Regions from separate parts of the Mus musculus genome. Here regions 1 and 3 are each linked to region 2. The links are chromatin loops, found by intact Hi-C in ENCODE. Cell type or tissue: left cerebral cortex. All regions are shown on one strand.

Region 1 (8,000 bases), 550 kb after region 2:
TGTGACCAACAGTCCCTACAGAATTGTTTCAAATTTATTCTTCTAAGTTAAATCTAAGAAAGAAGAAATCTGGCACCTTTTCATCAGGTGAACAGCTGGGTTCATTTTGAACAGGTAAAACGTAAATACCTGATATTTTAAATATTTAATGACCACCAGGAATAATGTCGAAATACATTATCCTATTGTAACAAAGTACAAAGAACATGGAAAGTAGTTGGAAGGACTAAGGTCTACAAAATTGCACATGTTTAAGGAGGGAAAAAGCAGCCATGATGGGATATGTTCAATTTGGGATCAGAAGTTCTAATTTTTGTTTATATTGAAATTTGATTCATTTAAAATTATTTTGTTGAAAGTGCACATTTAAAAATGTGTCCGATAGATAATATACATGAAATATGGTTAAGAAACTGGTAGAATGAACCTCATACTCTGAAAGCAAAATATAGCTATTTTAAAAATTGTGGTAATTAACTTCCTCAGTCCATCACTAGGAGAGGAGGAACAATCAGTAGGACCATGTTGAATCTGTCATTGATATCAGTTCTGGTGTCTGTGAAATGCCTCATGGAAGGCTGCTTCCCTACAGAAGGCTGCTTCCCTGCAGACCCTTCGCTGTTTCACTGGATCCACCTGGGGGACTGGTAGAGACAGACATGTACGTTGTAACCTCTAAATTTTCTATCTACCTCAACTCTTACTTGGAAATACATGGAGGAGCAGAGTCTGTCTTGCCAGGGTATGGGACATGATAAGTTTTGGCCTCCTTCACAGAGGACTATGGGCCATGAGACCATTTGCAGAAGAGGGCAGGGTATGGTAGAAGAGACAGGACTGGAAATATTTTCTAGATTAGGTGACTCAGTCATCTATGAAGTACCATCAACATTAAGTATTTTACACTTTCAAAATTCTTATCTAATTTGTAAAAATAACAGTACAGACTGGTATAAATTGTATGTCTTTGTCAAAAGTTCAAATTGTTTGTAGATTATAGTCACCTACAATTTTATATGTGTGTTGCCCATCGTGGGCTGTTGTTTTTTATTTGTATCTATTAATTTTAATTAGAAATTAATGTGAGAGGAACACATATGACTATGGTGCCCACAGAGGCAAGAAAGGAGCATCAGATCCCCCAGACTTGAAGTTGCATGAAGTTTTGAGCCGTATCAAGTGTTCTGAAAACAAATCCAGGTCCTGGGGAATAGCAGCAAGCCCTCTTAACTACTGTACCCTGTAGCTCTTTAAATCTGATTATATTGTTATATTTTTGTCTCTTTCTTAATACCAGTGTCATATCATGATGAGTATGATGGAACTTGGCCATGAAACTGTGTGACCTAAGACTTCCTACTGCCAAAGGAAGGCTTTGGGAATAGTGTAGTGATCATAGGTTGATAGGGCAAATTATGATAATAGCTATATTTTTTTCTAGATAAATAAATTAAGAAGTTTAAGAAATTTGTGGAGAAACCCAAGGATATTGCTTACTGACTGTGGTGGCTTAATAAGAATGGCCCCCATAAGCATGTTAGCATACTTCTGTTGCAGTTAATCTCTCCAACCAAAATATGCCCGGCAACAAAAACACAACACAGTTAATATGATCACATGCTGTGTGCCTAGATTGGGCAGATCTACCGCTACACTACCATCTTCCACAAGTTATGAGACCCCTTAGAACCCCTTAGAACTTGCAGTTTCTCCAGGCCATGTGCTTCTGCTCTGCTTTTCTCCTTCTTCCTCCTCCTCTGCACCCTTTCCCTCTTCCATTTTCTCCTTCTTCTCTCCCTGCCTTCCTCTCCACCTTCCCTTTTATCTGCCCAATCATCAGCTCTCCTTTATTTTACAAATTAGGATGGGAAGCAGGTTTACAGGAAATCACCTAAATGCTGACTCATTCCTTGTTCTCAACCACTCACAGAATGGAATTAACATCAAATATAACTAGTCCCAGGACTATCCACAACATACTTCCTTCAAGTTGATGAACTGTTTGGAAAGAATAAGGAGGTGTGGTCTTATTGGACTAAATGTGTCCTTGTTATAAGAGGTATGTCTCTGTAGGTAGTGGGCTTTGAGGTTTCAACAACCCACGCAAATAGAGTTTCTGCCTCTCTGTCTCTCTGCCTTTATCTCTCTGCCTATTGTTTTCAAATCAGGATATAAAGCTCTTAGCTACTTCTGCCTACATGCTGCCCCACTCCCTTCCATGATGAAATTGACTAACCCTCTGAAACTGTAAACACAGCCACAATTAATTTTTTCTTTTTTTCTTCTTTTTTCTTCTTTTCTTTTCTTTTCTTTTCTTTCTCTCTCTGTCTTCCTTCCTTCCTTCCTTCCTTTCTTTCTTTCTTTCTTCCTTTCTTTCTTTCTTCCTTTCTTTCTTTCTTTCTTTCGAGTTGTCTTGGTCTTGTCTCTTCACAGGAATAAAACAGTACCTAAGACAGTGATAGAACACTTGCCTTGCAATCTCAATCCCTGATCATGCATATAAAAACCATGGAGTTCTACTGTGCTCTGATAGTAACTTGACTTACAGACATTTAAAATTAAGTACATGGGACATATTTATTTAAACAGGGCAGTACTTGGGCAATATTTTCATCTACTTTTCCCTTGTGTCAGAATAAACTCATTCTTAACAATGAATAGTATTGGTAGGATCCTTCTATAATTTTGTCTTAATTTCATGTGTGAAACATTTTTTATATGAAACATCTTTTATAACCACACTTTTTTTTTCTTGTAGAAGATCCGTAATCATTTTGCAAGAGAAGTTTCTTAACCCACATAATACTTCTTAACAACTCTGGGAGATATTTTAAGGCACTTAAATATCTTTTGATGTTCCCTCCAATTTTTATATTTAAATCCTTAAATTTCTACTTAGTACAGAATGCATTCTTTCTTACAAGAATTTTCTCTTTTAGAATGAATAAAAATTCACTATCAATACATTAAGGAAATATAAGTGACAATGATTCAAAAGAAACTATTGCATTCAAAAATAGCCCCATATCAGTCTGACCCTTTGATTTATTGAGCAACCACAATGAACTGACACAACATTCTATGATCATGAATATGAAAACCACAAGATTCTGCAGTCAGTGTGTTTAAAATTAATTATCAGGTTTACCAAACAAAGATGTAAATGTCAAGTTAAATATGAAGTCTAACAAATGTGCACATAAGCATGTCTTAACTATCTCAAGGCATATTACAATACTAAAAAAAGAACTATTTGGAAACCTATATTCCATCTAGAAGTTCCAGATGAAGGATTTTATAGAATGTCGAAATTTATTTATTTTTCTAATGGATATAAGACAACAGTAGCATTGAGCAATGAATTTAAGCATACTGTATAGAAGGGCAGCAGACCAGAAAGTCAAAAACAAACAAGGATCATATTGTTCAGAAAGATGCTGGTCACAGCTGGTCTCAGAGGGATAGAAGGCATAGGCAAAGGGAGAGGTCAGTAAAGGGCTCCAAATAACCTGCAATGGAATGTATTGTGCCGGAAAAGCAGCACACATAAAGCTTATGATCAAGCATAGCATGGACCATTTATTAATCCTCAAGTTTAATTTGTGAAAGAAAAATACACAAAAGTACACTTTCCATGAACTAATTACAAGTCCAAGTGTATGATGGTAACTGTGTTAGATGAATGAGATGTTATTTCTTGTAGAAGAGCTATTTATAGTAAGAGTTATTTCTCCCTCTACTGGTGATAAGAAGGAAATGCCTCTAGTGATAGGAAAGACAGGTGGTAAAGACTTAACATTTCATTTTTAAAACATTTGTTATTATTCATTTTTTTCTGGGAATACAGTGTTTTAACCTGAAAAAGCACTCATTCTTATAAACACCACAATCAAGAAATTGGTGAATGAAAATATACAATAAATTGGGGATACATTTAAAGCTGTTACATGCTACCTGTCAAGTTGCCTAAACAAAGCTCATTAGAGTCCTGGATTTTCTCCCCAAGGTTGTGTATTCCCTCCTGCATAATCTAACTGAATTTCCCCATGGAGAAAATGCAAACTCTGTTATTGAGCACATTTTCTAACTACCTAGGATAGAGCTATGTACACATAAATATGATTCATCCTGTGAGATTGAAAAAAAAAATGTTTCTAATCTCAAACCTGGAAAAGATAAGCATCACAAGAAAGGCTTAGCGATCTTCACTTGCAGCAGTTACCTCAGAGTGGCTGTTATCAAACCCATTTGGGGAGCACTTCTCCAATGCAAGCGCTCCTTAATAAATTAAAGCTTCTTACCTGCCAACTTATTGCTGAGCAGTTGATTGACTCCTAAGTACCCTCAATTCATTAGCACCACCTGTTTGACAAATGGAAATTGTTCCCTATTGTCTATTAGAGCAACTCTAAATCCTCTGTTAGATGTTATTCTCCTCACCAGCTGGGCATTCTCTCAGCTCACATCCCTACACAGGGTCCTGATTTCAGAAATGTGTCCCTCTCTTTGGCTCCTTCTTGCATCATATATATATATGAATGATTTCATCTTTTCCAAGACCTGCCTCAAGTTTCAGCACCTACCATATTAACTTCTCTGGCTGGCCATGATATTTCTCGCTATGTCCTATGTGTTCTTTGTAGTTTGGGCTTGCTCCTATAAGCTCTATAATACTTGCTTGACTCTTCTTAACGTATAGACTGATCATGTGTGCACATAACTTGGAGGGCTTACCATTGACCAGCCTTCTAAGCATACTGGTTCACTGTTAGCTCAACAGGTATGGATAAGACAGGTTGAAAAGTAGAAAGAAGACCAAAGAAGGACCGCAGAAATCAGTGACTTCACAATCCCCAATATTTCCCTTATGTATCCACTTCCTGATGCCATCCCTACAGTGTGTTCTATAAAGAGATCATCATTCCTTTCTGATCAAGAAACCATATAAAATATCCATAGCAACCACACAACATGCATACCCTTGGAAAAGTACCTTCTTGGTCTTGCCTTTTGATTGATGTGTAGCATAACCCTTACCTGGTGACAGCATAGTTGTTTGCATAGCCTACTCCATGGTCAGCTCTCCACACATCACAAGGTCTTGGCTGTTACCTAGAATTTATACATATTCTGACCTTCCATATAACCCCTGGGCTCTCACAAATCTTTGTACAGTCAACCTATTGATGAGTACTTATTCACTATCATCATAAATAGCCACTTTCAGTTTGTCTGATATGCCTAGTTCAAAGCTTTGAAAATGCAATAGGCTCAGCATATAACTATATTGTATTTAGGTTATCAAGATGCTGGTATATAATTCCTTCCCAAACATATCATCACATGTCTTATGAATGTTTTCTTAGAAATTTGGATGTCTCAAAATTCAAAATAGTTACATTTCTAGCCTTATGATTGACTAGTCAACCTAATAATAGCAGCATAAAGCATTAGAAAAGATAAATACATGTTAGCAAAAATTCTTTAGAATGCAACAAATATATATTCTTTGTATATACAGAAGAGGAAAAAAATCAAAAAGTCTTTAAAAATTCAAACTTTGGAACATATTTAACCAAGAACCAAGCAGAATATTAATTTAAAATACATATACTCCCCCCTGCAACTTTAAAGCATTCTCGCTTTAAAACTATCATGTTCACTTCTTGACATATATTTATTTCTGTCACTATGTCTTTGCTATTTATTATAAGATACACTAAGGTCTTAATGTCAGCCTGAACCCAACACAAAGAATGATACAGTAACAATTTGTGATCTGATTTGAAATGACTTTTCTAATCTGGCTAGCAAGCACTGGCTTGACTTAGGAGCAACTATAAATTAAATAGACAAGTAACTTAGCAAAAGGAGAGAAAGTCAAGTTCATGTAATGTATTTAACGTAATTGGAGAAGGACTGTAGAAGCCACCCACACTGTTGTAAAGCAAGTTGCTACAAACAGCAGCTTTAGACACTGTTTTGTCACATATTTGGTAGATCAGAAGTCTGGCGGACAGGTTGAGGGCTTTCAATCACCGAAGACTAAAATCAAGGTGTGAGCATCTCACACCTTGTTATTTGGTGGATCAGAAGGATCCATGCTGAAGCCCGTGCAGGTTAGTGGAAAGCCCCATTCCAGAAGTTAGCAGATCGTTCGTTGCTGGTTTTCAGGAGACAGTCTTGACTCTGATCGTATGTATCCTCACTATACAGGAAACAGCAGAAGAGCACCCATTCCTACTCCTTCCGCTTCTCTTTTCTGACTCTTTATCACTGGCTAAACGTAGCTTACAAGATGCTCCTTCTAACTGCAGGCTTTATCACCCGCGCACAAGTTCCAGAAGTAACAACTCTGAAACTGGATTATTTGTGAATAAATGCTTAAGCCAAACGATTTTTTTTTCTGCTCCCCGACTAGCTTGTAACTCAACCCCTTTACTCTATGGGATGAATGCCATAAGGCTGGTTACCGCTTCTGAGTTTAATACATCCGTTTCCCCAGAGCTTGGGGTGAATCTTTCCCACCTGATTCTATCCCAGAATTCCTTCTCTGTGTCGAAACTTCCACCTCCTTATTCCCTGCCTAGGCTAATAGGCCAACAGCATTTTATTGATAGGCGATACATTGCACAAAAGATTCTCTCTACAGCTCCTGTACAAGATCATACCCAGGCAGGCAATTTTACCTAGTCAGTATAACATAATCTATACATATCTCTCTATCAATAAAGTGGGAAAGACATTTAACTCTCTGCAGAGACTTCCCCATACCCCAAAAAAAGCAGGTGGCACAAAGGTGAAAGTGAGCTCTTTCATAGAATTGTTCATGTTGCGCGTGTCAAACAGATGATTCAGTTGATGGTTGTGGTTTTTATTTAAAAGCCCAAGCATCTATTTATTGAATAACAACTCCAAGTATGTACCCATGTTTTGTTTTTTGGTTTTTTGGTTTTTTTTTAATATTATATATCATAGGCACTCAGGTAACTTACTAATAACTTACTGTGGTGACTGGTGTAATACAGATGTGTAAGCACAATAGTTGCATAAAGAGGGGGAGAAACAGCTTTGAGTCTAAACATGGGAGCTAGGTGAGCAGAAACGGGAGACAGTGAGATCCAAATGGCAGTGGTCTTGCATGTCATGCTGGGTTTTTACTTTATTCTGTAATTGAAAAGACATGTTTATTATTCAGTAAAAGGAAGACACAAGATTTCTATAAACATCAGAAAGCTAGATTTAGCATTGTCAGTAGTAATAAACAGTGGTGCAATGGTACCCACAACATCTGCAGGCTGTTATTGGCCCTGCATTGGGAGGTGAGAACTTAATAAACCTAGTGGCTAAGCATGTTAACACAATTTTACCATCCCATAGGCACCAGAAAATCCGAGTCAGCCTGGGATCTCTTCCATCAGTCCTCTGTGACAACTTTCTAATTTGTTATAATCCACTGTGTCACACTTCCAAAATCCTGAGAGTTTCCCACTCACCCTCTGCCAGACTTTTCAACTCCTCACAAAAAATTTCCTTTATAGACCAGAGTTGAAGCTTTGCACACATTTAAAAAAAAAAAAAAAAAAAACCCTGCACCTTTTATGCTTGCTGTTGCTTCCTGAGAAAAGGTTACAGGAATTGCAAGTAAATTTTAATGAGTGAGCCTCTAAGTTCTCAGAACTGATTTATGTGAGGAAGCATTTGATATTCTGTAGAAAGTGCATGGTTGGCGTGAATTATCATGTAGATGTACACCCTTCAACATGCGTAGTCCTCTTGCTTTAAAGAGGAGCTTAGAATCATTTTTAAATGTCAGTGTTGGATCTGCGCTAACTACAAAGCGCTAAGCATTTATAATACTCAGTCTCTCTCTCTCAGTAATAGCTCATCACAAAGCTACTTCTTATCAAGGGAATATATTGCTTTAAAATGTAAACACATAGATTTTGTAAATTATTTCCTGATTAAGGTGAGGAGATCAAGTGACTGTTTCCATTCCT
Region 2 (8,000 bases):
GTAATAGGAATGCCAGGCATGTTTTTGTTTTTGTTGTTTTGTTTCTTTTCTTCAGAAACAGCAGAAGGATGCTGTCCAAAAGAGACTCCATTGTCATTTTCAAGACCAATATCAGTTGTGAGAGAAAAATTGCTTTTCTCATGAGCACTAAAGAAAACTAAATATTTTTTAATTGACACATATTCTATTATTATATACATAAAGAAGATGAGTAATAAGCCACATCAGACGGTTTATTCAAACTGTCAGAAGAAAGGATGAAGCATGAGTAACTCTCCAGAGAAGCGTCTGCAAACTGGAGCAGTAGAAAATGACAGCAAGCAGCCATACGTTCGTTTACTACCAAGTCATCCCTGAGAACCTTACAGACACAAAGGCTGCTTCCCCTTCCAAGTTCATGGTGGGGTGTTTCTAGAAAAGAGGAAGGAGGGCAACAATTCCAACTTACTTCATGAAAAGCACAGAGTATGGGGTCAGCCTTGGGACTCTGGAGAGGATCCTGTCACTCTGAACAAGCAGCACTAGACAAACCCTAGCAGTCTTCCAGGATGTCAGGGCCCTTGCCTGAAATGTCAAATTTTGCATTGTCCTAAGAAGAGGTTAGTGGAGGAAAGCCCCCATCTTATTACTCCTCTCAGGTGGGGCTTGGTGCATTAATATTTTGTAGAGCTTATCCCAGCAGGGTCACCAATGGCCCTGATTCTCTGCACAGCTCTGGTTCTTCCTGCCTGTATGAGCAAGGTGAAAACTAATTTCTCAGGGTTGTCTTGACTCTAATATTTCACATTTGCATTGATGGGTTCACTCATAAAATACGCATCTTTCATAGGAAAACTCTTTGTGTTCTGGGCTTTTGATGAGCATTTATTTATTGCTATTAAACAAAAACCTTTTCACCCCCTTCTACCAAACTCTTCTTAGTAATGAAAAGGCTCCGTGGACTGAGATATCCAGGAACAGGATAGAAGGTTCTGTTGCATTAGTATATTTCCTTCCATTATGGACATCACAAGCTTACCATTTTCTCACCTCAGAGAAAGTTCTCTGAGAAATAACTCAGAAGGTGTTAGAAAGGTAGGTGTTGATATTATGATCTGGAATGTTTGTTCTCCATGCTAGCCAGTGGGGGGAAAAATACAGAAACCAGGTAGTTCACATGAGCAAAACTGTACAGAATATATGTGTCAAATGTATCCTAAAACAAAAGCTAAGGTTTTGAGGGACGGAGGGGTCATTCCTCATTACCAGTGGCTAGAGCCCCACTTCCTTAGTGTTGACTCTCTCTCAGTTGCTGACATTCCTCTCCAGGAAGCCAATGAAGGTTTCTATGTCTGCCCACTTGACTTTGCTTTGAATCAGAGAAGGAACTTAACTGTTGGGATGGGGCACAGTGCAGAGGGGCTGTGGAATCTTGAAGGAGATACCTTGCTGTGGAGCCTACAGGCAAGACCAGAGTCTGCTGATAGTTACCTAGCATGTACTACTTGCTTGTTATATTATTATTTGTTCCTGCTCCTTATTTCAGATTCTCACCCCGTTGTAATAAGTAACTGTCTTCCCAGCCATCGTTCCGTATTGACAAGTAAATGTCATCCACGTTTGATTGACATCTATTGCTCCTGAATGCAAAAGTGTGATTTAGGAAACCAATTCTACTTACTTATTTAAACCCTTCTTATATGTCAAATGTATTTGCCAGTGGGGTAACTCCCCTAATACTCACTCTGGGGCCCCTCTATTAGTATTCTAAATTCAAGTGGTTTCTTCTTCCAGCTCTTCCACTGTTAGGGGTGGTGGCTGTTCTTTGTCATAATTTCCCTATTTTCCCTCCCCTAATGCATATCTGGGAAATCTGCTATGGTACCTACAGAAAGAACTCTGTCTCATGAAAACCAGCACTTTCGCAAATACCACTTGCTTTATTGTAAGACCTTCAAAGGCCTTTGGACAAGGGATGACTTCTCCTGCACGCTGCATTTTTAAGCAAATGCAACTTCAAGTCCAATGATGGTGTCTCCTGAAGGGCTCTGCAACTGGAAGCCTCTGAGTCAAATGCACATGCATGCTCAAGCCCTTGGCACTTGTGAAAAGAACCAGCCCTCCTCCTTTTGGGCGGTGGGCAAGTTCATTTAAATCAAGAAATGTCCTTTGGTTTTTAAGTACACGTCACTGTTCTCATCTTATTTCATCTAGAAGGCTATGGAAGCAAATGCTAAGGTTAAAAAAAAAAGCACGCACATCTACTGTCTGGAAAATTGGAGAGAGCCCTCCTTATGTTAAAAGTGGCATTTTGAAAAACACCTGAAGCACTGATTGTGGATGAGCCAGAGGAGAAATGTTGTCATCAAACCTCCCTCCTTTCAACCTTCACTTCCACCTCCAACAAGAGCTGTTGGCACTGGGGAAATAGATTTAGGTGTGACCCTTGAGTCCTGAGAGCAGTTGCGCAGCTGTCTCCCTCCCCCTAGTATGACCAGCTAGGGCGCTGCCATCGTCTGGGCTAGACAAGGAAGTATTCAGGGTTTCACTGTTCATCCCTTGCTGAGAGGGGGGAGAGGCCGAAAAAAAAAAATCCCACATTGTCAGAGTAATGCCAAACTCTGTGTGAGTGGGATGAGCAGAGCAGATGCTGCAGAGAGATGCCAAAGCGGCTCCCCTTCCTCTGTGCCTTGGGTTCCTATAAATTGCTCCGGCGCGCGTTTGTCAGCCTCCTCTTCTCCTGGCAGGTGGTACCCAGGCAGAATTCTGCGTTCAGCTCTCTCGTTCAGCTTTTCGGCGGCGAGGCTCTCGATGCTGCTGGCTAGCTCCTATCTCCTCTGTCCCTGAGCTTCTCTGAGCCGCGGATCCTGCGAATTGCCATTGCTCCGCGCATCTCAGGGGCCTCCCGACCCCAAGCAACCGCAGCCCTCTAGGGTTGGGGGGTGCGTTTCTGTTGGAGTTGCAGGAGAAAAAGAAAGAAAGAAAGAAAGAAAAAAAAAAGAGACAAGGACAGACGAACCAAGCCAACAAAAGAAAAGCAAGAAGCAGAAAAAAAAAAAAGGGCAACTTCAGACAGAAAGTTGGTGAGAACTGGCGCAGTCTGCAAAAAAGGAAAAGTCGATCACGGGCAGCAGCGGCATAAAAGTGTGAGCTGCTCCGGACGAGCGCAGCAGGCGGCAGCTGGCTTTGCCCTCCGGGTGGCCGCTCCGGCACCCGCCGCAGCCACAGGTGCGAAGGGGCTGGCAGGAGGCGAGAGGGCGCCCTGAGCACCCCTCCCCCCAACCCCCACCCCCAGCTCGGGACTTCAGTTCAAGTCACTTGGCGCCCCAGCTCCCTCCCTAGCCGCAGCCTCAGCGGGGGGGAGCAGGAGCCGGTCAAGAGCGACCGGCGCGCGCCCGCCCAGGGGAGTTGGGGTTCGAAGGGGGATTGTTTTCGGCTCTGAAGAGGTCCCCGCCCAACCTTCAAAATTTTGTCCAAAAGCAGACAAGAGGATCGGCCCGCGCTGAGCCGGCTCGTGGGCAGCAGGAGGCGCCTGATCGCCGCCGGGGCGCTGGGGGTGGTGATGGTGCTTCTGCTGGTCATCCTCATCCCGGTGCTGGTGAGCTCGGCCGGCACGTCGGCTCACTACGAGATGCTGGGCACCTGCCGCATGGTCTGCGACCCCTATGGGGGCACCAAGGCTCCCAGCACCGCCGCCACTCCGGACCGGGGCCTTATGCAGTCCCTGCCCACTTTCATCCAGGGTCCCAAAGGCGAGGCCGGTAGGCCGGGGAAGGCAGGCCCGCGTGGGCCCCCGGGAGAGCCCGGACCGCCGGGCCCCGTGGGGCCCCCGGGCGAGAAGGGAGAGCCGGGTCGCCAAGGCTTGCCCGGCCCGCCTGGGGCGCCCGGCCTGAACGCGGCCGGGGCTATCAGTGCAGCCACCTATAGCACGGTGCCCAAGATCGCCTTTTACGCTGGCCTCAAACGGCAGCACGAAGGCTACGAGGTGCTCAAGTTCGACGACGTGGTAACCAATCTCGGAAACCACTATGATCCCACCACGGGCAAGTTCACCTGCTCCATACCGGGTATCTACTTCTTCACCTACCACGTCCTGATGCGCGGAGGGGACGGCACCAGCATGTGGGCTGATCTCTGCAAAAACAACCAGGTGAGCGCGGGCAGGCAGTGGGGAGGGCGGAGAAGGTGCTGACAAGAGGGAGGAGACCCCGGAAATGGGGGTGGGAGCCCGCGGAGGAAGGGTGCGGCAACCCGGCTCCCCGGGCTAAAGCGAGGGGGACTCTGTGACATGCTGGAAAGGCGGGGGTCATACGCAGAGGAGAGCGCCTTGCAGCCCAGACAAGGTAGTTTTAGGGTGCCAGAACCGTGCTCGGCGCGTGCAATTGAGAGCATAACCCTCGAGGGGCGAGAAACTGGGATCTTGGCCCCGGGGCCAACTCGTGAACTTGCAGCAACTGTCTTACAGCAGGCCGGGAATCCCTGGTCTGTGGCATTATCTGCAGTTTAGAGTCGCTTCCAGCCTTTTTCTGAGAATGTAGAAGGTTTCAGAAGCCCGAAATGGGCGTGTCAGGGCTCCAGATTCAGAGGAGATAGACCAGCATTCCGGGGAGGATGGAAGGACCCCAAGAGCGAGTCTCAGACAAGGCTGCCCAGGGCTCAGACAGCACTCTGCCGCGCGCATGTAATGGCATGGCCTTTGAGAGGCTTTGGGCGGTGAAACTCAATAGTCACTTTACACTCCAGTTAGTTTCCAAAGGAAGAACTGCTGGGAACAGAAAAAGTTGCATTTACACTGTAACAGTATAGCAGCTGGCATGCAAACACAGGAACCCCCACTCTTGGAGTAGGAAAAGGAACAAGAAAGTGGTCCGGGAAGTTGCCGGGTCAGAGCTCAGCCCTTTCACCACCCACTATCTCCAGGGCAGCGCGGCAGAGGCCCTTCCTAATCCTAGCCTACTTGATCACAGCTGCCTTGCCTGGCTTTGCATTGGCTGCAAAATAGCCTCATATGAGCCTGAATCAGGACCTGCTCTTCAGAGCTGGTAGGTGGTGCCACAAGGAACACTGGCTTGCAGTGCGGGCCAGGACTACTTTGCCTTTGTTAGAGTCAAGTCAGTGCAAAACCGAAGCATCTTTGTTCTTGTAGCCGCAGGGAGAAAATACACTTCTAACTACCTAAAAGTGTAATCAGACCTTCTGCACAGTCCAAGTAGCAGGCACCCGGTGGTGAGGCCTTCGTACTGGTAGCCAACTGTGCTAGCTGAGTTCCTGAGCCCTACACTTTGCTTACTGACCAACAAGAAGAAAGATCCCGCGTCCCTGTCATCACCTTCAAGATACCTCGTTTCACGCAGTAATTTTGACTTATCAAGGGCCGGCGTGCTCTAGGTCTTTGGTCCCCTGAAAATTCAGATATTATCTAGACGCAATTTTCTACTGAGCACCTTTAGGGCTTTCTTTCTTTCTTTCTTTCTTTCTTTCTTTCTTTCTTTCTTTCTTTCTTTCTTTCTTTCTTTCTTTCTTTCTTTCTTTTCCTTCCTTCCTTCCTTCCTTCCTTCCTTCCTTCCTTCCTTCCTTCCTTTTACTCAAGACTCATTTTAGTGTCAGATTTTTTCCAAAGGTAAAAGATGAATGTCCTAATTATGATACACTTTTAAAAGGTATCTTCTTTTCTGCAAATCCCTTCAAAGAACACCCAGGACACTAGGAATAATACAAAATTTAAAAAAAAATTAAAAATGAAAAAAAAATAAAAAGAAAACATGGCCACCAGGAGGCACTGGCAGGGTTGTTCATTACAGTTATTATGCATGAAAGCAGTATTAAGAGAAATAAAAATTGTTCCCTGGACAATGGGCTAGGTAGTTGCAGGAATGTGGCTACAAAGGACATGACTCACTATACGAAAATAGATGTGCTGTGTCTGGCTGACCAAATAACTTATGAAGTGGCCCCCAGCAGGTAGCTCTCAGACTCAAAAGTTAGGTCTGTAAAACACTACTATACTAAAAATATGTTTTTAGAGTCACTCATTAAAATGTACAAATGGTCTCATTTTGTCAACAATATAGAAATGGTAATTTAAAAAAGAGCTGGAGATTGCAAATGTAAGAAGCCTTAGGAAGAAGCGCAACAGAGTCAGACATTGGTAGTTAGATTGTAAAGTCTATGCATGTAGCAGCGAGTAGAAGTCCTCAGAATATGAGTTCTAAAATTAAAAGGTACATGTGTTTTCTTTTTAAGCCATTTCATTAGGGCATAAGCTGCTTCCTGTAACACTTGAACATTCAGGTCTATGGGAATCAGGAAAGCACCTGGGTAAAACCCCTCTGATGCTCGTCATTGGCTGCTTGTCTCAAAAAAAAAAGTGGGTAATAGGTAATTCAGAAAAATATATGAAGAGTGGTAAACAGCAGCATGCATCCGAGTTCAGTGTGGATCATCTTAGAAAGTGGTTATTGTGATATTACAGCTAAGGAGTTTTGTCTTTAGAATAAAACACTTTTGTAAAGTCTGGCTGCAGCCAGTGCCAAGTGGAAAATCTTGTGTAAAAAAAAATCTTTTTAATTAATTTTAAAATAAATACTTTATTCTTGATTTTCAGTCATAGTCTGTATGCTTGTTTATTAGTCACAGTTTCCCCCTCTGAGATAACTTAATTTGTTTTTATAAAACATCAACTCAGAGATCCGTGCCAGAGTGATGTTCTGTGGATTAGGTGAATTTTGAGAAGCACAGATATTAACAATGAGGGAGGAATGCAGTGTTTCAATCTCGGAGGGAGCAATGTCTCTGGACCACAACCATATGAGTGCCATTTTATTTATGCTTTGTGTTGAATGGAGGGTCACAGATGGAAACATCAAAGGGCAATAAATTAACCTGATGTACCACTTAACCTTTTGTTTATGGTTCCACTGGAGTACAATGAAAATCAAATTTCCAGAACATCAGCAACGATTAATTCAATTAGTAAATGTTGCCATAAATATTTTGTACAATGATAATCCCTCAGTAATAAGACAATGCTAAAACTATACAGCTTACAATATTCTTACAAACATATCACTCACTATAAAGCAGTACATAACCCCCATGCAACCATTAGCTACACTTCATCATATCATTTGTTGAAAGCCCATCACAGTGCATATGAAAGGTAAAAATGGAGCTCAAATAACTTTACATAAATACAGGAAAAATTTCTAATGCTTGGATACTTGTAGTTAAAAACCTGAAGGAATAGTTTCTGAGCACAGTTACGATAATGTCATTACAGTAAACCACCATAATAAAAACTAAATTGCCAGAAAATGAGTCATATACAATAATTAGTGATAAGCCTTTCACTTAGAATTTATTAGTTATGGTAACAATGGATGTGAACAACACTGGAAAGAGTAATACTGTGGGATTTTATATTTATTTTTCAGAAAGAGTGATGATGTGCTATATCAAATTAGTATTCTCTTTAAAAGCAGAGAAATGCATACTGAAGATAAAGCCAAGAAACTATATAGTTAACATTCTAAAAAAGATACTAAAGTGAATTTAGGAAGAAGTAGGTATATTGGGCCAGAAAAGGATGCATTATACTCCCCCGACAAAATGTGGAAATCGGTGCACATTTAGGAATCTGAAAATAGCCTTCAAGGCGAACACATTACCTTCCTCAATAGTTTGATGGCTTCGAGGAAGAATTGCTGAAGTCAGTGGGATAGATATCAGAGCTTGAAATTCCACGTCCCATTATACTCTTAGAGTGTGATGGGTGGACAGGCTACTGACATCACGGCCACTGGCAGATGGTGGGTATTTAACTGGGAAGGTCCTCGACTGTCACATAGGTTCGAATGTTAGGAAATTGCTTTCTATGATAAAGCTACCACACTGGTTTTATTCAACAAAGGAAATAAGAAGTGCAAAGGATAACCTTCTAGTGTGTGGATTCACACCAATGCATTAGCAGGTTTCTCTGGTTGTGCTTTCTGGACTCAAAATGGCAACACTTACTTCATTTA
Region 3 (8,000 bases), 230 kb after region 2:
GTGCAGCCTCAGTTGTAATTGATGGCCCAGGACTGAAGGGGTCATGCAAAGGAGTTGAGGCTTGGCACCATGAAGAGAGCCTATTAAAGGCTATTGTTGAGGCCAAGTTACAGTGAAAGACAGCAGTGTTTCGGAGATGCCAGGACCAAGAGATGAACACCAAGAACAGCAGCAGCAGTGGACTACAGGCAGCTGGAGCATAGAAGACAACGTGTGTGCTCCAAAGGGCATGGCTGGAGAAGTGACCCAAGCCCTTAGGGGAGCCCAGAAGATCATGAATTGGATCCCAGACACTGGACAGTTGGAGTTTAATTTTTGCTTTTGATTGTGACTGTGCCCTGATATTTTTCCCTCTTGAAGGAAGAAAATATTTTAGTGGATCCCACAGTTAAGAGACTTTTAATTATAAAAAGACTTTGGATTTTAAAAGATATTGGATATTTTTAAAGGATTGAACTTTTAATATATAAAGACTGTGGGACTTTTAAAGTTATTTAAGATCTTGGGGATGAATAAGAACTAAGGGTTGAGGCTTACTAGTGATGTGTTTGTGTGTCAAGTTGACAAGGGGTCAATCGTACTGGTTGGTTTTGGGTGTCAACTTGACACAGCTGGAGTTATCACAGAGAAAGGGGCATCAGTTGAGGAAATGCCTCCATGAGATCCAGCTGCAAGGCATTTTCTCAATTAGTGATCAAGGGGGAAGGGCCCCTTGTGGGTGGTACCATCTCTGGGCTGGTAGTCTTGGGTTCTATAAGAAAGCAAGCTGAGCAAGCCAGGGGAAGCAAGCCAGTAAAGAACATCCCTCCATGGCCTCTGCATCAGCTCCTGCTTCCTGACCTGCTTGAGTTCCAGTCCTGACTTCCTTTGGTGATGAACAGCAGTGTGGAAGTGTAAGCTGAATAAACCTTTCCTCCCCAACTTGCTTCTTGGTCATGATGTTTGTGCAGGAATAGAAACCCTGACTAAGACACTGTAGCTGCCAAAAACCATGCCCCTGCTAGTGCATGAGGCAAATCATAATCGCCTGTTATGAAGTAGCCTTTTATCCCACCTGTGGGATTAAAACAAAAATGTATTCATATAACATAACTAGGACTTTAAAGAAACTAAATTCTTACTATGTACTTTTAAAATAAAAAAAGAAAGGCCTTACTGCTGCTCAGCGGTGGCATGGGAAACCTGTCCAGGTCATGCAGTCCCAGGTCTCGAACCTTGAGCCTTCAAGCCCTTTGTCTTTCATGCACCAAACCTAATTCTGACGGGCACACTTGAGTTAGCAACAAGTGGAACCACAGAAGCCCAATGCAAAGTTACTACATTCAGGACTTCTTACTCAGAAACTCTCCTGGAACTATGGAGTAGGTCTTTGTTCCCATCTTGTCAGGTGTTGGGGCCTATGAAATGGGTTTTAAGGTCAGGGGTCTGTTACAGTCATATGCCCACTGTAAAACGACCCACTATCAGAAGTGAAATTATTATTGTTTGGTGATTTTTCTGTTGCTTTTTCTCTCTGCTGGAAGCTGGTTCGTATCACTCATCAGAATCCCACATACTTACCTCATGGTGATATACTTTATATACACATCATTTCACTATTGCTGTCATTTTTCTCTGGCTTCTGAAAAAATATTGCCACATTTTATTTAATTCACAATGCTGTTACAGTATTATCCAGTCTTCTGTTTCTTGCTCTTTTTCTTTTTCTGATTATATTTGATTGATTTTTTTTTTAAGACAGGGTTTCATTATGTAGACCTGGGTGGGTCTTGAACTTTTAGAGATTTTCTTGCCTCAGCCTCTAGAGTGCTGGGGATTACAGGCATGTATCACCACATTCAACTTCTGAGATTTTTAAAACCACAGCAATTTTGTTTTTGCTTATTTTGTATTGTTCCTTATTTTAGGGTATTTGCGCATGCAAATTTTCTCCTATGTTGAAGTGAACACTCAATGTAAAACGCACAACAGCCCTATGAGGTAAGTACCAGTGTCATCCACTTGACAAATGGAGAAATCATAACAACATAGTTTTATTAATTTATTGCTGACAGCAGCAGCTTGTAGAAAATGAAGCTGTGATTTAAAGTAGTGAAGCTCAGATCCTTAACTCTGCGTTGTCTAGGAAGAGGTGAAAAGTGACCTCAGGTTTTCCCAGGGGAGGGAGGAAGAAAAGAGAAGAAAAGAGAAGAGAAGAAAACTGACTAGATCATCCTCTTGTTCCCTGCAATGACAATCACATATAAGAAATGGATGCTAGTGAAAATCTCCACACAGAATCCTTGGATATTTTCCTCTCTTTGACTATTCATACCTTTCCCCGTGGCCTGCCCAACCCCAGCAATCACTTTAACCACAGTTCATGTTGTGAACCAAATTGACTTTACTTTCAGATACAGAGGCTATTGTTCAAATACTCCAGACATAGTTCACCAAGTGTACCAGAGAGGCCTGGATCTTGTGATGCTAACATGTTCCAAATGCTTCCAACAGTAACTTGTAGGAAAGTGAGTAAGACCACCATAAGGTCTCAACCAGCAGTTCTCTCTCATGCAATGCATTTTTTTCTACATTAAACATAGTAACTGACAGTGCTTGTCCATTCTGCTCAACTCTTTCAGGCCTCTAAGCTTCTAGTAGGAGATATTATATTGCCAATGAGAATCAAGTGTTCATTACTTCCAGTCCCTAAAAGGAACATACACTCTGGTGCCTGGTACCTGTTTCTCAGGTCTGATAAGACTAAGTGTGCTAGCTAGTTTATGTCAACTTCATATAAACTACAGAAGGAAGCCCAGATGAGAAAATGAAGATTGGGATATAGGCAAGCTTGGAGAGCATTTCTGTAATTCGTGACTGATGTGAGAAGACCTAGCTCATTGTGGATGGGGACACTCCTGCGCTGGTGATCCTGGGCTTTTAATAAAGCAAGACACAAAGAGCAAGGCAGTAAGAAGCATTCATTCATGGCTCCTGCATCATCTCCTGCCTCCAGATTCCTGCCCAGTTTGAGGTCTTGCCTTGGCTTTCCTGGTATACCATGAATCTGGATATATAGGGCAAATATACTCTTTCCTCCCCAGGTAGCTTTTAGTAATGGTGTTTCTTCAAAGCAGTAGAAACCCTAACACACCAAGAGAAAGATCAGAAATTCTTTGCTTAGTTTCTTCTGTCTGACCAACTTAAGGGCTTCTAACTTTGCACATAAGCAATCTGTGACCAGATGGCCCCAGGCCCCCATACTGCTCTATTTGCATAAGTTTCTCGAACTTTCTTTGCAGATCTAGAGTGTCCAGGACCAAGCATATGAGATAGTTTTGTCTTCTTTTTAAACATTCCATTTTAAGATGATTTGAGAAAAGTTGTGTCTAGGATATGTAGACACATTTATTCAAATTTGCTGTCTTGCCTAGAATTCTAAGTACCAAATTACAAGCTACCAAATGGAGAAAACCATAACTCTTAACAATTTTCCAGATACAATGTTGTCAACTGCCATGGCATTGTTGCATCTAGGTAATGAGAATGGATTTGGAGTTTTGGCAAGGCTGTTCATGGAAACCCCATCAATTCAACAGTAGACATTATTAGAGGAATTTGAAGGAGCAAATATGGGGATGCTGGTCTTATCAGAAATATACAAGGGGAAAACTAGCTTGAATTATCTGTAAACCACCTTCATTGATATCACTTCTCTGAGATGAGCAATTCTATTTAGAATGACGACTGCTCATCTTTCTACCCAGAGAATTATTTGATAGAAACATCAAGAAGTTGATGTAATATTTTAAATGATGCTCTGCTTTTTGAACTCTGAGCACTTCCAAGCACTGACACTATTCCCAGTGAACCCCAGAGCTAAAGTAACAATCACCTTGACGTTCTTACATGATGTGAAGACCTAAAGAAAGTTGAACACCTGGCTTGTACCTAAGAGGAGCCCTGAGAGCCAAGAAGCATGAAAATTGGAATTCTTGCTTCCTCTGTTGTCCTCTACAGTGTCTCTTGCCTCTTTGCTAAATATCAAAGATATTTATGCTTAAACAAATGTCTTCCTCTTAAGCATCCTCTCCTTCTGGCAGATAAGTCATCCTACTGAATTGGAGGCACTTTCCATGGCAACAGACCGTGATGTCAGAAGCAGCATGCCAAGCAATTAGATCTTGTAGGTGCCACAGTAGGAAATACTCAGCTCTGAGGATGATGGCAAGGCAGAGCTGCTGTAAGCCAGAAGGAAACTCAGCAGTCCTTGTGTCTAATGCTTTCTCTGAAAGGCCCAATGGCCAGAGGTGGTGGAAAGCAAATGAAGCTGGGTGAGAGTGAAAGAGGATTTCGAGACAAGACTTTAAAGGGGAAGTGCATTGAAGGAGATTTGTAGAGGGCCACAGCCAGATGGCTGGCAGTCGGCCATGATCCATAGCTTTGATGCTATGCAGGTGTTTTCTGAGGTGTTGAAGAGTAAAGCTCCAGAGACTCCCTGTCTCATTGAGAGGGACAAAGAGTCAGGACCTGGGGAAGGAATAGTCTGTTCTCCCACCTTGTGCAGCAGAAGTGTGGGGACTTTGGCAGTTAGACTGCTTTCAAGGAAAGAGCACCTTGACAACACCCACTGAGACCAAAGATCTGAGGGTACTCTAAGGGGGTGAATCAAGAGGAGGCAGTAGATGTTGTATCCCACTGTTGCTGATGTGAACAAAGGATCCAAGAGTATTATAAGACAAACTAAAAAAAAAAAAAAATCCCAGCCAATGTTTAGCAGGTCTTTATCAAATATACAAGAGTTTGAAACCAATACCTGTGAAATACCAGAGAAGTTTTTTTTTTTTAAATACACAGAGCAGTAATACAGTATGGATAAATTTGGACCACATATGGCTTCTTATGTAAAGGAAAATTTCTTCTCCTTTTAGTAACACATTGTCTGCTGCCTGTGATCAGCACCTCCTGCCATATGTTCCTTAAACAAGCGGCTGTGAGGCAAGAAGCAGCCCGGTAATTAAGATCAAATGAGCCAGATGAAGAAAAGGAGCTGGGTGAACCACATGCAGGCAGAAGCCAGTCTTTTTCATCTTGAAACAGGGCAAGACAGACAGACAGATGACAGACGCAGAAGAAGGAGGAATCTCAAGTCTTTGCCCATAGACATATTGCAGGCTTCAAATGCAGTCAGCCATCTCTGGATTGTCTCCAGAATTCATGCATTTGTTTTCAATTATTCCTAGTTCCATTGATTGCTTCTATTGAAGAACATGCTGTTTGTTGGAGGTCGAGGCTCTCCTATGGCCCACAGTTTATTTTTAATGACAAAATCAAAAATAACTTGAAACCTATTACAAAATAATTTGGATTGAGCCTTAAATCACTTTTGAAGATTCTTTGGCCTCTAATACATTGTAAACAGGGAAGTTGAGGTACAGAGAGTAAACAACTTTGAGTGGGTAACTTTCCTCTGGTTGCTGAATTAGAGTAAGAACACAGATTAGAAGCTGAGGTCTCTGAATTATGAGGTCTCACTCCATAATTCTCATGTTTTTGAATTTTTAAATTAGATATTGTCTTCATTTACATTTCAAATGCTACCCCCAAAGCCCCCTATACCCTCTCCCCCACCCTGCTCCATAATTCTCAAATTTGAGTGCACACTGAATGTCTTTAGAGGTCACTAGACATAGTACTGCAGTCTCCACTACTTGAAAAGCAAAGGAATGAGGGTTGCAAGTTCGAGGCTAGCCTGAGAGACTTAATAAAACATAAAATATATGGGCTAGATAAATGACTCAGTCAGGGAGAGTGCAAGTACTCTGCAGAGAGCCCAGGTTTTGTTTTAAGCCTCATTTAAGGAAGATCATGAACACCTTTATCTCCAACTCCAGGGATATCCAGTGCTATCTCCTTGCCTCTGCAGGTACCTACACACATACATGCAGATACATAATTAACAATAAAAACTGTGTGTGTGTGTGTGTGTGTGTGTGTGTGTGTGTGTGTGTGTGTGTGTGTACATGAACGAATTGGTAATATATCTCAGTAGGAAAGTGTTTGCCAGGAATTTCCAAAGCTGTGCATTCAGTCTGCAGTGCCAACAATGTAAAACCCCAAACAATCAAATAAGAACATGGAGGACTTCTTAACAGGCAGGTGAAATTTTCCCCTATACAAGAAAGGACTTCAAATACCCATTCCCACTGACATGATGGTCAAAGTTACTGTGAGACAGGAACTATGAGATGTGAATTCCATCCTCTAGTTTAGATAGGCTACATTCTACAGAAGTAGTATAGGAATCCTTGGGTTTCCATGGTGATGGCTCAGAGAATGCCATTTGTGTGCGATAAAACTCTCCAAAGAACCAGGTGGAAGAAATAAACCACAGAGGTCCAGGCAGCGAGTGCCATAGCAGCCTATTTTGCTTGCTAACAATCATGGAGAAAAACCAGTGGGGATTGTATTGCTTTTCACGGAGCTCCCAGTATTACAGGCTTCATCCATCGACATACAGCCTGTTGGTTGAGTGTGAACAGAAGGAAGTCAGCACACACTTATTTATCTGGTATGTGGGAAAGCTTCAGTCAATATAAATTTGCCCTGTTTTTCTAAGGGAACCACAGATTCTATATCAATAAAGCACTCCCAGAACTTGAGCAGTGCGAAGAACCAGGAGTTCAGGGCCAGGGTCAGCTACATAGCTAGTTCAAGACCAATTCTCTCTACCTGAGAGCTCATCTCAACAAAACCGGAAAAAAAAGCCACTCATAACTTAGAATATCATTAATTTTCCATCATGCATGTTTTCCAAATTTCTTTTCAAATAAAGAATCTAACAGAAATACCCAATAGTGAAATAGTAATGAGGCATGAATATACAGACCACAAGAGAATGAACCTATAACATGAAATCTGTTATTAAGGAAATGCAAATTTAAGCACTTAGGTCAGACATTTTGCCCACCATTTTCGCAAAACTTGAAAAAAAGACAAAATTTTTTAGGTATTTATAAAGATAGATATAAAGCTGGTCCTTTGTGCTCTTTGGGAGAAATTTTAGGCATTTGTAATATAAGTTTAGAAAGCAATGTCATTAACAATAAGTAGCAAGCCTCGTCCATTTGCTTACAACTTTGAATTGACTGTCCCATTTCTGTAAGTCAACTCTAAATCAGCAATAACATAAGAGCTACAAGATTTGTTTAAAAGAATTTGTCATGTTGTTACTTACACAAATACTTATGAATCCAACATAAGTACCCAACCACATAAAACAGTTAAATAGTACAGAGGCCTCTCTTTAAAAAAAATAATAACCCAAAAGTACTATTACTATAATACTCAAAAATCCTACTTCTGGATATATAATCAGGGGCATCAAAATTGGTATGGATAAGAGACATCCATATTTATTTAAGCACTATTTAAAATAATAAACCTAAGCATTCATTAAAATTAGCAAATAGGGGAAAACTAAATATATGGATAGTGGAAATATTTCAGATAGATACATAGATAGATAGATAGATAGATAGACAGACAGATTCATAAATACATACATACATACATACAGTCTTTAAAGAATTTCTACCTTGAACAATATGGGTCAGTATAGAGGAAATTATGGAAAGCAAAAGTAGGCAGGTATCATTTATGATCTCACTTTGTGACAAATATGTCAACATTATAGGAAGATGAAAAAATACTAGACATAAAGAAATATGTATTTTTCCATCCTTTATGCAATAAAACACATTTTTGTTTTTGTTCTGTTCTGTTGATAGTACCAGAGAATTGAACCCAGGTCCTCATGGATGTTAGACATGTCCTTTGAACCATGCCACTGGTTTCTAAAAGCAAACAAACAAACAAACAAACCATACCATACTACTTATGGTTTAAAATGTGGTTGGAAAAAATATCTCATTACATGAAATGCTCTGTACTGAAATGTTGTACTGGAATGCTATGGAACAATTAAAAATACAAAGTTATAGTCATGATATAGCATAATG

Evidence for each region. A loop is a pair of places that touch in the nucleus more often than their neighbours do. Peaks named below come from ENCODE experiments on the same cell type or tissue, not always from the same donor. Only the 100,000 strongest peaks of a DNase experiment are listed, where the experiment ranks them.
Region 1: it touches region 2 in a loop (2.9-fold over the local background); 2 of 42 quality-filtered maps call a loop at or near these places.
Region 3: a loop joins it to region 2, with 7 times the contacts of the local background. A loop is called at or near these places in 3 of 42 quality-filtered maps.

The regions. Positions count from the first base shown.
Region 1 is chr2:12,455,661-12,463,660 of GRCm38, reverse strand. No RefSeq gene overlaps it. Among named protein-coding and RNA genes, the nearest start is that of Mindy3, 40 kb to the right of the region's middle. In left cerebral cortex, a CTCF peak has its summit at 3,741 (motif pointing left); DNase peaks (open chromatin) are centred at 7,444 and 7,740.
Region 2 is chr2:13,006,389-13,014,388 of GRCm38, reverse strand. C1ql3 (C1q-like 3) reads left to right here and starts at 3,525. Exons shown (of 2, transcript NM_153155.2): 1 at 3,525-4,129. The coding sequence starts at 3,542. In left cerebral cortex, CTCF peaks have their summits at 2,499 (motif pointing left), 3,499 (motif pointing right) and 5,745 (motif pointing right); DNase peaks (open chromatin) are centred at 4,132, 4,509, 5,101, 5,896 and 3 more places; H3K4me3 peaks cover 5,199 bases; H3K27ac peaks cover 2,620 bases.
Region 3 is chr2:12,774,054-12,782,053 of GRCm38, reverse strand. No RefSeq gene overlaps it. Among named protein-coding and RNA genes, the nearest start is that of Pter, 150 kb to the left of the region's middle. In left cerebral cortex, no CTCF peak of the experiment used is centred here; DNase peaks (open chromatin) are centred at 3,257, 4,160, 4,970 and 6,325; H3K27ac peaks cover 2,042 bases.